Regions from separate parts of the Homo sapiens genome. Here region 2 is linked to region 1. A link is a contact called in ENCODE Hi-C or POLR2A ChIA-PET data. All regions are on one chromosome and are shown on one strand. The core of a region is the stretch at or near the end of the contact, and the rest is flanking DNA. Distances in the headings are between cores, read along the strand shown.

What was found. Hi-C counts contacts between places; a loop is a spot of excess contacts on that map. ChIA-PET counts read pairs that join two places held with the same protein, here RNA polymerase II (POLR2A). Pooled maps may share reads with other maps.
Region 2: a loop to region 1 is called in a map of endothelial cell of umbilical vein, with 7 times the contacts of the local background. The contact joins the enhancer-like site here to the promoter of RPAP1 in region 1. A Hi-C loop is called at or near these places in 14 of 168 maps with a recorded cell type or tissue (CD4-positive, alpha-beta memory T cell, CD8-positive, alpha-beta T cell, Caco-2 and 11 more), 3 of 37 single-sample maps with no recorded cell type and 24 of 50 pooled maps. POLR2A ChIA-PET finds 5 or more read pairs at or near these places in 19 of 52 experiments (A549, AG04449, B cell and 14 more).

Annotation. Positions count from the first base shown.
Region 1 is chr15:41,539,018-41,545,575 of GRCh38, forward strand. It overlaps RPAP1 (RNA polymerase II associated protein 1), which reads right to left and starts at 5,240. Exons shown (of 25, transcript NM_015540.4): 1 at 5,202-5,240. RefSeq lists a silencer at 3,800-4,000 and enhancers at 4,480-5,061, 4,995-5,384.
Region 2 is chr15:41,582,611-41,589,171 of GRCh38, forward strand. It overlaps TYRO3 (TYRO3 protein tyrosine kinase), which reads left to right. Exons shown (of 19, transcript NM_006293.4): 19 at 1-979. Among named protein-coding and RNA genes, the nearest start is that of TYRO3, 27 kb to the left of the region's middle. RefSeq lists a silencer at 2,859-2,968. Within about 2 kb of position 3,226, at least 22 of the 41 ENCODE cell types and tissues checked have a DNase peak (open chromatin) inside an H3K27ac peak, as active enhancers do; they include PC-3, Panc1, ascending aorta and 2 more, where a contact is called at or near this core.

The DNA.
Region 1 (6,558 bases), core at 3,990-6,489:
AAATGGGAATTGACAGCTAATGGGTATGGAGCGTCTTTTTGGAGTAATGAAAATGTTCAACCTTGTGAATATACTAAAAGCCATGAATTGTAAACTTTATTAATTTATTGTGACAGAGTCTGGCTCTGTCACCCAGGCTGGAGTGCAGTAGCGTGATCTTGGCTCACTGCAACCTCTACCTCCTGGGCTTAAGCCGTCCTCCCACCTCAGTCTCCCAAAAAGCTAGGACTACAGATGCACCACCACACTCAGCTAATTTTTGTTTTTTTTTTTGTTTTTTGTTTTTTGTTTTTTGAGACGGAGTTTTGCTCTTGTTGCCCAGGCTGGCGTGCAATGGCGCGATCTCGGCTCACTGCAACCTCTGACTCCTAGGTTCAAGTGATTCTCCTGCCTCAGCCTCCTGAGTAGCTGGGATTACAGGCGCCCACCACCATGCCTGGCTAATTTTTTGTAGTTTTTCAGTAGAGACAGGGTTTCACCATGTTGGTCAGGCTGATCTCGAACTCCTGACCTCATGATCCACCTGCCTTGGCCTCCCAAAGTGCTGGGATTACAGGCGTGAGCCACCGTGCCCCACAATTTTTGTGTTTTTTACAGAGACAGGATTTCACCATGTTGTACAGGCTGGTCTCGATCTCCTGGGCTCAAGAAATCTGCCCACCTTGGGCTCCCAAAGTACTGGGATTACAGGCCTGAGCTACTGCACCTGGCCTGTAAACTTTTAAAATGATGAATTCTGGCCAGGCTCGGTGGCTCACATCAGTAATCCCAGCACTTTGGGAGGCTGAGACAGGTGGCTCACGAGGTCAGGAGTTCAAACCAGCCTGACCAACATGGTGAAGTCTCTACTAAAAATACAAAAAAAATTAGCCGGGTGTGGTGGCAGGTGCCTGTAATCCTAGCTACTCAGGAGGCTGAGGCAGAAGAATCACTTGAACCTGGGAGGCGGAGGCTGCAGTGAGCCAAGATCGTACCACTGCACTCCAGCCTGGGCGACAGAGTGAGACTCCGTCTCAAAAAAATAATAATAATAAAATAAAATGATGACTTCTGTGGTATATAAACTATAAATCAATTATAAAACAAAAAACGCTGGGCTGGCCAAAGATATCTGCAAGCTGGCTGGCTAGTTTTGGAACCCCTGAGCTAGATGCTGATAATAATAAAAATATTGTTATATCTAACACTTATTGAGCACTTAGTATGCACCACATACTGTTCTCTAAGCACTTTTTCCATATTCATTCATTTAATCCTCATAACAGCCTAGGAGGTAGGTTACTACTATTTTTTTTTTTTTTGAGATGGAGTTTCACTCTTGTTGCCCAGGCTGGAGTGCAATGGCACGATCTCGGCTCACTGCAACCTCCGCCTCCCAGGTTCAAGCGATTCTCCTGCCTCAGTCTCCCTAGTAGCTGGGATTATAGGCATGTGCCACCACGCCCAGCTAATTTTGTATTTTTAGTAGAGACTGGGTTTCTCCATGTTGGTCAGGCTGGTCTCGAACTCCCGACCTCAGGTGATCTGCCCGCCTCTGCCTCCCAAAGTGCTGGGATTACAGGCGTGAGCCACTGCAACGGGCCAGTTACTACTATTATTCAAATTTTACAGCTGAGAAAAGAATAGTGCTGAGAAGTTAAGTATTTGCTCAAGGTCTCAGTGTAAGTGTGTGCTAGGATTAGGATTCAATCCCAGTCAGTCCATGCTCTTACCCACTATGTTCTACTGCCTACTGCTGTGTGGTGCCTGGGTGTCCTGGAAGTCTGGAATAGTGAGGCAGATGGGGAAGAACTATAAAGAATCTCCTGAAGAGCAAAGGCTGCAACTACACTAAGGTTTCTCAATAGGGACTATTGATCTTTATAGCTGGGTAATTCTTTGCTGTGGGAAGCTGTCCTGCGCACTGTAGGATGTTTAGCGGCATTCCTGGCTTTTACCCACTAGACGTCATCATCAAACCTCCTCCCCTAGTTGTGACAAGTAAAAATGTCTGCAGACATTGCCAAATGTCACCTCAGAAAAAAATCACCCCCAGTTGAAAACCACTGAACCAGACCTTGAAGGATAAGATAGGCCTCCAGCCAGAAGGGAGAGCTGGGCAAAGGTATAGAAGCAGGGAATAGGGCCGGGCGCAGTGGCTCACACCTGTAATCCCAGCACTTTGAGGCTGAGGTGGGTGGATCATCTGAGGTCAGGAGTTCAAGACCAGCTTGGCCAACATGGTGAAACCCCATCTCTACTAAAAATACAAAAAAATTAGGCAGGCGTGGTGGCATGTGCCTGTACTCCCAGCTACTTGGGAGGCTGAGGCAGGAGAACGGTTTGAACCCAGGAGGTGGAGGTTGCAGTGAGCCAAGATTACACCACTGCCCTCCAGCTTGGGTGACAGAGCTAGACTCCATCTTGAAAAAAAAAAAAAAAAAAGCAGGGAATAAATATGGTACATGGGAGAACATGATGAAGTTGACCACCTCCTAAAAGTTGAAGGAGGATGAGATGGAGAGGTAGACAAGCTAGATAGCTGGAACTAACAATAGTGCTGAATGAAGGCCGGGTGTGCTGGCTCACGCCTGTAATCCCAGCACTTTGGGAGGCCAAGGCAGGCAGATCACGAGGTCAGAAGATCGAGACCATCCTGGCTAACACGGTGAAATGCCGTCTCTACTAAAAATACAAAAAATTAGCTGGGTGTGGTAGCACGCGCCTGTAGTCCCAGCTACTGGGGAGGCTGAGGCAGGAGAATGGCGTGAACCCGGGAAGTGGAGGTTGCAATGAGCCAAGATCGTGCCACTGCACTCCAGCCTGGGGGACAGAGCATGAGACTCTGTCTCAAAAAAAAAGTGCTGAATGACACATTTCCTTACTTTTTCTTCATCTACTTCTAAGCAGGATCAGATCTAATAACTAAGCCAGCCTTGGAAACACCTCCCAACACAGGGGTTGGGGGCAGGCTAAAGGGGTAGAAATGGTGAAACAATCACATGACGGTGTGACCTTAAGAACATTATCAAAAAATTTTTTGAGAGTTTACTCTGGGCTGAGCGGTGTACAAGGGGCTGTAAATATAAAGAAATGGGAGTAAAATCCAGTCCCTGGGTTCAAGGGGCTTACTGGGGAGACAGAGACCATGCCGAAATGCTGGGTCTTTTAATAATTTCCCACTTCATTATCTCTCTTTGCCCACACAAGTCTAGAAATTCCAAAGGTTTACAGTTTAAATGATGTCTCCAAGATTGTAAAGGTCTTCCTTTGGTCAATGATGTACCCAAAGTTGGGGTGAGAGAATATGGTAAACACACATATAAATTTACAAGGCAGTACATCCCAGTGATGAAATTAATTGCATAGAAGATCAGTGCTACACGATTTCAGAGGTGGGAAAAATCCCTAAAGGTTAAAAATAGAGGTCAATATTGAAAGAGAAAACTTAGATAAGTAGAGAACTGAAGGAAGTGGATGAAGTGAGCAAAGACCTGTCTACAAAATTTCATCTTAAATTTGGCATAGAACTTGTATTAATTACTATTTGTAGCATGACAACAGCGAAGTATACAGATGTGCCTTTTCCTGGATGGGAGGTAAACAGTATGAAAATGGACTGCCTGTGTTCAAATCCAGGCTCTGCCATTTACTAACTGTGTAAGCTTAAGCAAGGTATTTTACTGAAGTTACTGTGCTTGTTTCCTCATCTGTAACATGAAGATAACTGTACCTACCTCCTGAATTAATTATATATATGTAAGAAGATTAGAACAGAGTCTCATACATGAAAGGACACAAACGCCAGTTATGATTCTTATTATTTATATAGCCAAAGGGCAGATAACCATATCTAATTGTTGGGCAGTCTGACCAACAAACAAGGAAAAAGTCTCCTACCCCAATGCCTACCCAAAGGCCCTAAGGAAGGCTGAACTAGATGAACTGAGAATCCATAGTATGGTAACAATTCACTCCTATAAGAGTCTACATAAGCAGAAACAATTCCTACTTATCCATGGATTCATGTGATCCAAAAGCAAAGTCCAGCTCACTTCATAGGGTGCGCCATACCTACATCACAAAGAGAGCCAGGGGGTTATGGGCACCAGTTTTGGAATCAATAGGCCAGAAGTCAAATACCAGTTCCGCTACTTACTAAATGCACTAAATGTGCGAAATTAGGCAAATTATCAATGCTGTCCTTTTTTTTTTTTTTTTTTTTTTTTTGAGACAGATTCTCCCTCTTGTTGCCCAGGCTGGAGTGCAATAGCACGATCTCGGCACACTGCAACCTCCGCCTCCTGGGTTCAAGTGATTCTCCTGCCTCAGGCTCCCGAGTAGCTGGGATTACAGGCGCCTGCCACCACGCCCGGCTAATTTTTTGTATTTTTTTAGTACAGACGGGGTTTCACCATGTTGGCCAGACTGGTCTCGAACTCCTGATCTCAGGTGACCCGCCCGCCTCGGCCTCCCAAAGTGCTGGGATTACAGGCGTGAGCCACCGTGCGCGGCCTCTATGCTGTCTTAAGTCCCATTTCCACAACTGTAAAATGTGAGTAACAGGTCCTATATAATAGGAAATGTGTGAGGATTTAAATGACTATACACGCAAAACGCCTAGCCCAGTGCCTGTTACTTATATAAATAAACCTCAGTAACAATTATTTTAGTCCTAAGTAAAGCCACCAGTGTGTTTCCCCACAAATCCAGCGCAGATTTGTCCAGAACCAATCAGTGCTAGAAGTGATAACATTTTCAGTTATTAATAGAATAAGAATGGGTTGGCCGGGCGCGGTGGCTCACGCCTGTAATCCTAAAGAGTAATGCCTAAAGAGTAACTCGTAAAAAAAAGTAGTCCTAACAATGGACCTCTGGGTTTATGTTGGCCTCTGAGGAGTCTCTGGGGCTCTTACATTGCAGCCTATCCTCCAGAGCCAGGATCCAATCCCGAGTCGGGACGCGTGACTGCCCTTACCGCTCAGGTCAAGGGCTCCAGTTAAGCCTCCTGGACCACCCAACTCTACAATGAGGAATCATCGAGTCGCAGCTTTCGCCGCCCGTTGAAGGGCCGTGCCCGAGATCTATGCACAGAGGAGGCCACAGTTGCTCCCTTACAGACCAAAGGCCCGCAGGCAGGTTCCAGCAAAGAAACTGGACACGCTACCCTGGGTCCTCCTCCCAGATCACCTGAAATCCGTCCCTCCAGCCCCGCCACCTACGTGCTCCAGGCCTGTCTGGGCGCCGCCATCTTGCCCCGCAGAGATCGCGTTTCCGCCGCCGCCAGATTCCAGCTTCCGCCCCGCAGCCCAGCCCCGCCTCTCCCGGTCTTATCTCGGAGCATTCTGGGCTTTGCTTGTTCAGTGCAGCGGACTGGTGAGCGCGGTGCTGCGCGGCTGGCGGTTTATTACCCCCACGTAAGCTCTATACCATCACCCAGAACACACATCCTTTTTTTTTTTTTTTTTTTTTGAGACAGAGTCTTGCTCTGTCGCACAGGCTGGAGTGCTGTGGCGCAATCTCGGCTCACTGCAACCTCCGCCTCCCGGGCTCAAGCGATTCTTGTGCCTCAGCCTCCCGAGTAGCTGGGATTACAGGTGCCCGCCACCACGTCTGGCTAATTTTTGTATTTTTAGTAGAGACGGGGTTTCACCATGTTGGCCAAGCTGGTCTCGAACTCCCGACCTTAGGTAATCCGCCCGCCTCGGCCCCCCAAAGTGCTGTGATTACAGGATGTGCCACCGCGCCTGGCCCACACATGCTTCTGATGTACAGCAGGCACAGCCCCTTCTGCACTTACGACACCCCTGGCAGGGACACAGCGTTCCTCAGACGTCCCTCTGCACTCACCAGCCAGTGTTACCACATCCCACATCCCAGCACCCACGCCCACGGCAGCACACAGAAACGTGGACACACACACACACCCCAACGTGACGAATGTGTTTATGGAAGAGCTAGAAGGTAACCATGAAAAAGGCCCAAGGAAAGAACACTGCCAGTGTGCACTGCAGAAATAGTGGTGGTGAGAAGAGAGGGAATAAAGCTTCCTTGCTAGCAAGGTTATCATCTTCTCCAGAATCTTGCCTTTGTTCATCCCACTCTCCCTTCTTGGAAATCCTCCCTCTTTTCCCTGCCACCCCTGTCTCCAAAGGATAACTCTTTAAGGCCTAGCTGGCGTCAACTCTAAAACCTCTGCCAGCCACGCCTACTCACCAAACTTTCCTTGGATTCACCTGGAATCTCACCGCCTGCACCAGTTGTGTGGTATGCTAAGAACACACTGCCAACTACCAACTGTCACCGGTTACCTTTTCACAGGCTTATGTCCTGTTCCCTTGAATAGACTGTCAGTTCCTTGTGGGCACCAGACCTTGTACTTTGCATCTAAATACTGAGCACCCAACGTGTTGCCATGCACATAGTAGGACCTTAAGTAAATCATTTCTAGACCAAAGGACATCATGGGGCAGCCAATGTTAGTCCAGTGGCTTTCCAACTTTAACAGGCACCAGAATCAACTGGAAGTCTTGTTAAACCAGATTGCTGGGGCCAGGCACAGTGGCACATGCCTATAAT
Region 2 (6,561 bases), core at 1,976-4,475, 42 kb after region 1:
GGTGGAAGTTGCTGTGAGACGAGATTGTGCCATGGCACTCCAGCCTGGACAAGAGTGAGACTCCATCTCAAAAAAGAAAATAATAATAATATAGTTTATTTTTCAGTATTTCATGTTGATTTATCTCAAATTTATTGTTGAATAAGAAGTGATACAGAGATTCAAAGTTATTTTTCCCAGATACTTTTTATTGTCCCAATACCACCATTTATTGAACAATCTATATTTTATGCACATTTCTTTTTTTTTTCTTTTTTTTGATACAGGGTCTTGCTCTGTTTCTGCCTGGGCTGGAGTAAAGTGATAGTAAACTGATTCTCCCACCTCAGCGTCCTGAATAGCTGGGACCACAGGCACACGCCACTGCACCTGGCAAATTTTTAAGTGTTTTTTTTTTTTTTTAATACAGAGCCTTGCTCTGTCGCCCAGGCTGGAGTGCAGTGGTGTGATCTCGGCTCACTGCAACCTCCGCCTCTCAGTTCAAGCGAGTCTCCTCCTGCCTCACACTCCCAATTAGCTGGGACTACAGGCACGTGCCACCACAACATGCTAATTTTTTGTATTTTTAGTAGAGACAGGGTTTCACCATGTTAGCCAGGATGGTCTCGATCTCCTGACCTCGTGATCTGCCCGCCTCAGCCTCCCAAAGTGCTGGGATTACAGGCTTCAGCCACCGCGCCCGGCCCAGTTTTTAAGTGTTGTAGAGATGGAGTCTTGCTTTGTTGCCCAGGCTGGTCTTGAACTCTGGGCTGAAGCGATCTGCCCACCTTGGCCTCTCAAAGTGCGGAGATTACAGGTGTGAGCCACCACACCCAGCCAGAATTTCTTGAATAATCTGTCTCCATTTCTCTATATAGCCTCATTGATCTATCTAAACTCCCATATCTATTTTGGTTGCTAGACTGTTCATCCCAATTACATGTGCCAGTGTCACTGCTACACTAATTGAATTACTATAAATGTATAATGTTTTCCTATATGTTCGTGGTACATTTTTTTTGCAACGTTCTCCCAAGGTCTGAGGAACACTATGTCAAGGCATGGCATGAAAGGAATACAGGTCTCCCAAGGCTTTAGAGAAGAATGATTTGTTCATGGTGTCACAAAGCAAGGGGTGAGGGGCACAATTGGGATGAAAACCCAGGGATCTACGTAATTCCTCCATCTTTCCACTGCCCCAGAGTGGGAAGGTAGGGGTAGCTGAGAGGTTTTGAGGACCAGAGGATAGCGGGGAGTAGTCTGGATAGACTTTTCTGTCTCTAAGTCCTGTTAACTCCACTCTCCTATTGCTTTTGCATGGGTCCCTCCCCAGCTATCAGCATCCTGAGGCCTCCTCTCTCACCCAGAGTATTGCAACAGCTGTGCAAACCTTCCTGACGAAGACCAGGTCAGCACTCCTTTGGTTATGAAGCCGCTGCCCCCAACACCTGTGGAATTTGTCTTCAGGGTTCTCCTTCCTGTTTTGTAATTATAATTATCTCGAGAGGCCGAGGTGGGTGGATCACTTGAGGTCAGGAGTTCAAAACCAGCCTGACCAACATGGTGAAACCCCATCTCAACTAAAAATACAAAATTAGTCGGACATGGTGTCATGCGCCTGTAATCCCAGCTACTCTGGAGGCTGAGACAGGAGAATCGCTTGAACCTGGGAGGCGGAGGTTGCAGGGAGCTGAGATTGTGCCACTGCACTCCAGCCTGGGTGACAGAGCAAGACTCTGTCTCACAAAAAAAAAAAAAAAAAAAAGGCCTGGCGCGGTGGCTCACGCCTGTAATCCCAGCACTTTGGGAGGCCGAGGCGGGCGGATCACGAGGTCAGGAGATTGAGACCATCCCGGCTAACACAGTGAAACCCCGTCTCTACTAAAAATACAAAAAATTAGCCGGGCGTGGTGGCAGGCGCCTGTAATCCCAGCTACTGGGGAGGCTGAGACAGGAGAATTGCGTGAACCCGGGAGGGGAAGCTTGCGGTGAGCTGAGACTGAGCCGCTGCACTCCAGCCTGGCCTGCAGAGCGAGACTCCATAAAAAAAAAAAGAAAAAAAAATTATCTCTCCCCCTTCCCTTTCCTCTCCATATAAGTTGTGTGCACACAGGGACCTGTCTTTTTTATTATGGTATCCTCAGCGCTTTCGCACTTCGTAGGCACTCAATGAATATTCATTAATTGGGTGTGGGGGTAAGGGAAAGGAGGGGTCTAGTAAAATTTATAACTGGCGATTTGGTGGTTGGTGAGAGTATTGAGTGCGTGCCTAGGGCGCACAGGGGAAAACACTGGTAATATTTACTTCACGAGACCTTTTTAGAATTAACTAAAAGTATCTAAGGGCCTAGAAGAGTTCCTGACAATTGGCCAAAGTTCAGTAAATCTTAGAGAACACTCCTCCCCTTTTCTCCAAATTCCTCAGTTTTTCCCCAGGGTAGAGCAAGAGCAAAGGAGAGAAGCCTTTTGGGCCCTCCCTAAGCCACAGACAGGTTGGGGAAGCCTCTGGATCATTAAAAGGCAGAAAATAATTTTACATTTGGTCCTCTAAAACCCCACAAGCCCCAAATCAGAAGGCTGTGCCTGGACTTAGCTCGAGCGAGCCCAGAAGCACCTGGTGGGATACGCAGCTGTGCCCCAGGCATTTCTACCCACGGGCTCCGGCCAGAGAGGCTCGCGCTAGGCGGGCTGGGCCCGCGGGACGAATCCTCACCTCTGCGGCCCACTCGAGAGCGGGGCCACACGCGGGCGTCACACGCGCGGTCACGAGCCGGTTTGCCCCGCCGGGGCTTGGCCGAGGCCGCTCGGCGGCGGGCAGGGAAAGGCTTGGCCTGGCCGGCGGGACACCAGCGCCTTTGTCCGCGGCGCAGAAGGGCCCCAGCTGCGGACAGAGCCGGCGCCCTGCAGGCCGCGGGGAGGAGCGCGGCGGGCGCAGGCGGTGGCGGCCCGTGGGCGCGGGGCCCCTGCAGGGACGGGGACAGACGCGCACGGAGCGGGAGCCCGGCAGCTCCGGGTCTACGGGATCCATCCTCCCAAGGGTGCCCGAGAACACTCCATCGTCGCGGAATGCCCGCGCTTCTTTCGTTAAAGCTGTCTTTGAGTTTGCCTCCTCTGGTGGTAAAAGTTAATTCCACAAGTATTGACTTGGCCCAGAGTAATAGCAAAGAACCGTGAGCCTCCCGTTTTTACGCCCTAGGGGCTCACGCTCTTGGAAACGACGAAAGCGTTGCCTGTTTGTCAAGAAAACTAAGGAAAAACAGAGAAGAAAGCTAAGACGCTCTACAGACAGTAAGCGCCCTGGAAGGGAGATGAGAGCTAGGTGGGTGGGGCCACGTGGCCGAAGTGGAAAAGGCCCTAGTGGTGGGGCTGGGAGCTGTGGGATGCCACATGCCAACAAAGTCAGCAAATGCCTACGGGGCAAAACGAAGATGAAGAGTCCGAGGGAATCCCTAAAGCCAAAAACCACAGAATGTTTGGTAATCATTACCATTCAACAAACAAACTTTCCCTCAATATATTTTTTAAGGTTGACAGAAATAACCCTTTATTAAAATGAAATGTATATAACAACATATAACGTGGATGAAAACAATACATGTGATCCTTAAACTATTTAAAATTTCTTTTCTTTTCTTTTCTTTTTTTTTGAGACAGAGTCTCGCTCTGTCGCCCAGGCTAGAGTGCAGTGGCTGTCGGCTCACTGCAACCTCCACCTCCCTGGTTCAAGCGATTCTTGTGTCTCGGTCTCCCAGCACTTTGGGAGGCCGAGGCGGGCGGATCACCTGAGGTCAAGAGTTCAAGACCAGCCTGGCCAATATGGTGAAACCCCGTCTCTACTAAAAATACAAAAATTAGCCAGGCATGGTGGTGAACGCCTGTAGTCCCAGCTAGTCGGGAAGCTGAGGCAGGAGAATCTCTTGAACCTGGAAGGTGGAGGTTGTAGTGAGCTGAAATCATGCCACTGAACTCCAGCCTGGGTGACAGAGGGAGACTCTGTCTTAAAAAAAAAAAAAAAAAAAAAAAAAAAAGGTAAGACCTGCTGGGCTGCATTCCCAGTAAGTTAAGGCATTCTTAATCACAGGATGAGATAGGAGGTCAGCACGAGATACAGGTCATAAATACCTTGTTTTTTGTTTGTTTGTTTTTGAGATGGAGTCTCACTCTGTCACTCAGTTGCCCAGACTGGAGTGCAGTGGCGCAATCTCGGCTCACTGCAACCTCTGCTTCCTGGGTTCAAGAGATTCTCCCGCCTCAGCTTCCCGAGTAGCTGGGATTACAGGCATCCACCATCAGGCCCGGCTAATTTTTGTATTTTTGTAGAGGCAGGGTTTTACCATGTTGGCCAGGCTGGTCTTGAACCCCTGACGTCAGGTGATCCTCCGGCCTCAGCCTCCCAAAGTGCTGGGATTATAGGCATGAGCCACTGCGCCGGCCAGACCTTGTTGATAAAACAAGTTGCAGTAAAAAAACCGGCTAAAACCCACCAAAACCAAGATGGCGATGAGAGTGACCTCTGGTCGTCCTCACTGCTACACTCCCACCAGCACCATGACAGCTTACAAATGCTATGGCAACATCAGAAGTTACCCTATATGGTCTAAAAAGGAGAGGCATGAATAATCCACCCCGTGTTTAGCATATCATCAAGAACTAACCATAAAAATGGGCAACCAGAAGCCCTTGGGGCTGTTTTGTCTATGGAGTAGCCATTCTTTTATTCCTTTACTTTCCTTATAAACTTGTTTTCACTTTATGATCTCGCTCTGAATTCTCTTTTGCAAGATCCAGGAACCCTCTCTTGGGATCTGGACTGGGACTCCTTTCCAGTAATGTAACCGCCCAAGGTGTTCACCTTGCCTCCTGCCTAGACAGAACCAACTTATCACAACCTTTTTGATAAATTGATAAATTTTGATCGCTCAGCTTATATTCAGTTCTTGTTAATCCCCTAAGCAGGAACTAATTTACTGGGGAGGGATTTAATGTTAAAGTTGGGCATAGGTCTACAAGTCAGCCCAAGAGGATTCCTCACCTCATTAAATCTACTCACCACTGCCGATGAAAAATATATTAATCCTAATGTCTGGTCCAAAAAAGGAAACCGAGGGAAATTCCAAGTCCCTCCGATCCACATCAAGCTAAAAACCCCAGGAGAAGTAGTAAGAAGGAAGCAATCCCTATTCCCCTAGAAGGTAGGATAGGGTTGAAACCTATAATCAAAGACCTTATTAAGGATGGGCTTCTCGAGCCCTGTATGTCCCCTTATAACACCCCAATACTGCCAGTCAAGAAATCAGATGGGTCATACCAGCTACTACAGGACCTTAGAGCTATCAACCAAATAGTCCAGACTACCAACCCCATTGTCCCCAATGCTTACACGGTTCTTAGCAAAATTCCATGTAATCATCAATGGTTTACCATAATAGATTTGAAGGATGCTTTTTGGGCATGTCCCCTGGCTGAAGATAGCCGAAATATATTTGCTTTTGAATGGGAGGATCGCCACTCAGGGCGGAAACAGCAATATCGAGATGGACGGTCTTGCTCCGACGGTTCATAGACTCTCCTAATCTTTTTGGCCAAATTTTAGAACAGGTACTAGAAAAAGTTGTCATACTAGAACAAATATGCCTTCTTCAGTACGTAGACGACATTCTTATATCTGGTGAAGATATAGAGAAGGTAACTGACTTCTCTACACATATTCTTAGCTATCTGCAGTTTGAGGGGCTATGAGTCTCAAAAAGAAAGCTTCAGTATGTAGAGCCCGAAGTTAAATATTTAGGCCACTTAATAAGTGCAGACAAGCGAAGAATAGGGCCTGAATGAATCGAGGGAATGGTGTCCCTACCCTTGCCTCAAACTAAATAAGAACTCAGGAAATTTTTAGGGTTAGTCAGATACTGCCGCTTATGGATTGACTCATGCACTGCACAGTAAACTGTTATATTAAAAACTTGCCCAGGAGAAGCCGAACCATCTCCTGTGGACTTCTGAGGAAGCTGATCAAGTCTAGAAGCTGAAGGAAAGGCTCATAACTGCCTTACCCTCCCTAGAAAAGCCATTCCACCTTTTTGTTAATGTGGACAGTGCGGTAGTTTTAGGAGTGCTGACTCAAGAACACAGAGGCCGCCGGCAGCCCGTAGCCTTCCTATCAAAGGTGTTGGACCCAGTCACTTGTGGATGGCCTCAATGCATCCAGTCCATCGGGGCTGCGGCAATACTGGTCGAGGAAAGCAGGAAGTTAACCTTTGGAGGAAAATTGACGGTAAGCACGCCTCACCAAGTTAGAACTATCTTAAACCAGAGAGCAGGGAGATGGCTTACCGACTCGAGAATCTTGAAGTATGAGGCCGTTCTGTTAGAAAAGGATGATTTAACATTGACCTCTGATAATTCACTCAACCCAGCAGGTTTCCTAACAGGGAATCCAAATCTATGGAGGGAACACACATGTTTAGATTTAATTGATTACCATACAAAGGTTCGACCAGACCTAGGAGAAACCCCCTTCCGGACTGGACGGCACTTATTCATAGACAGTTCCTCCGGGGTGATTGAGGGAAAAAGACACAATGG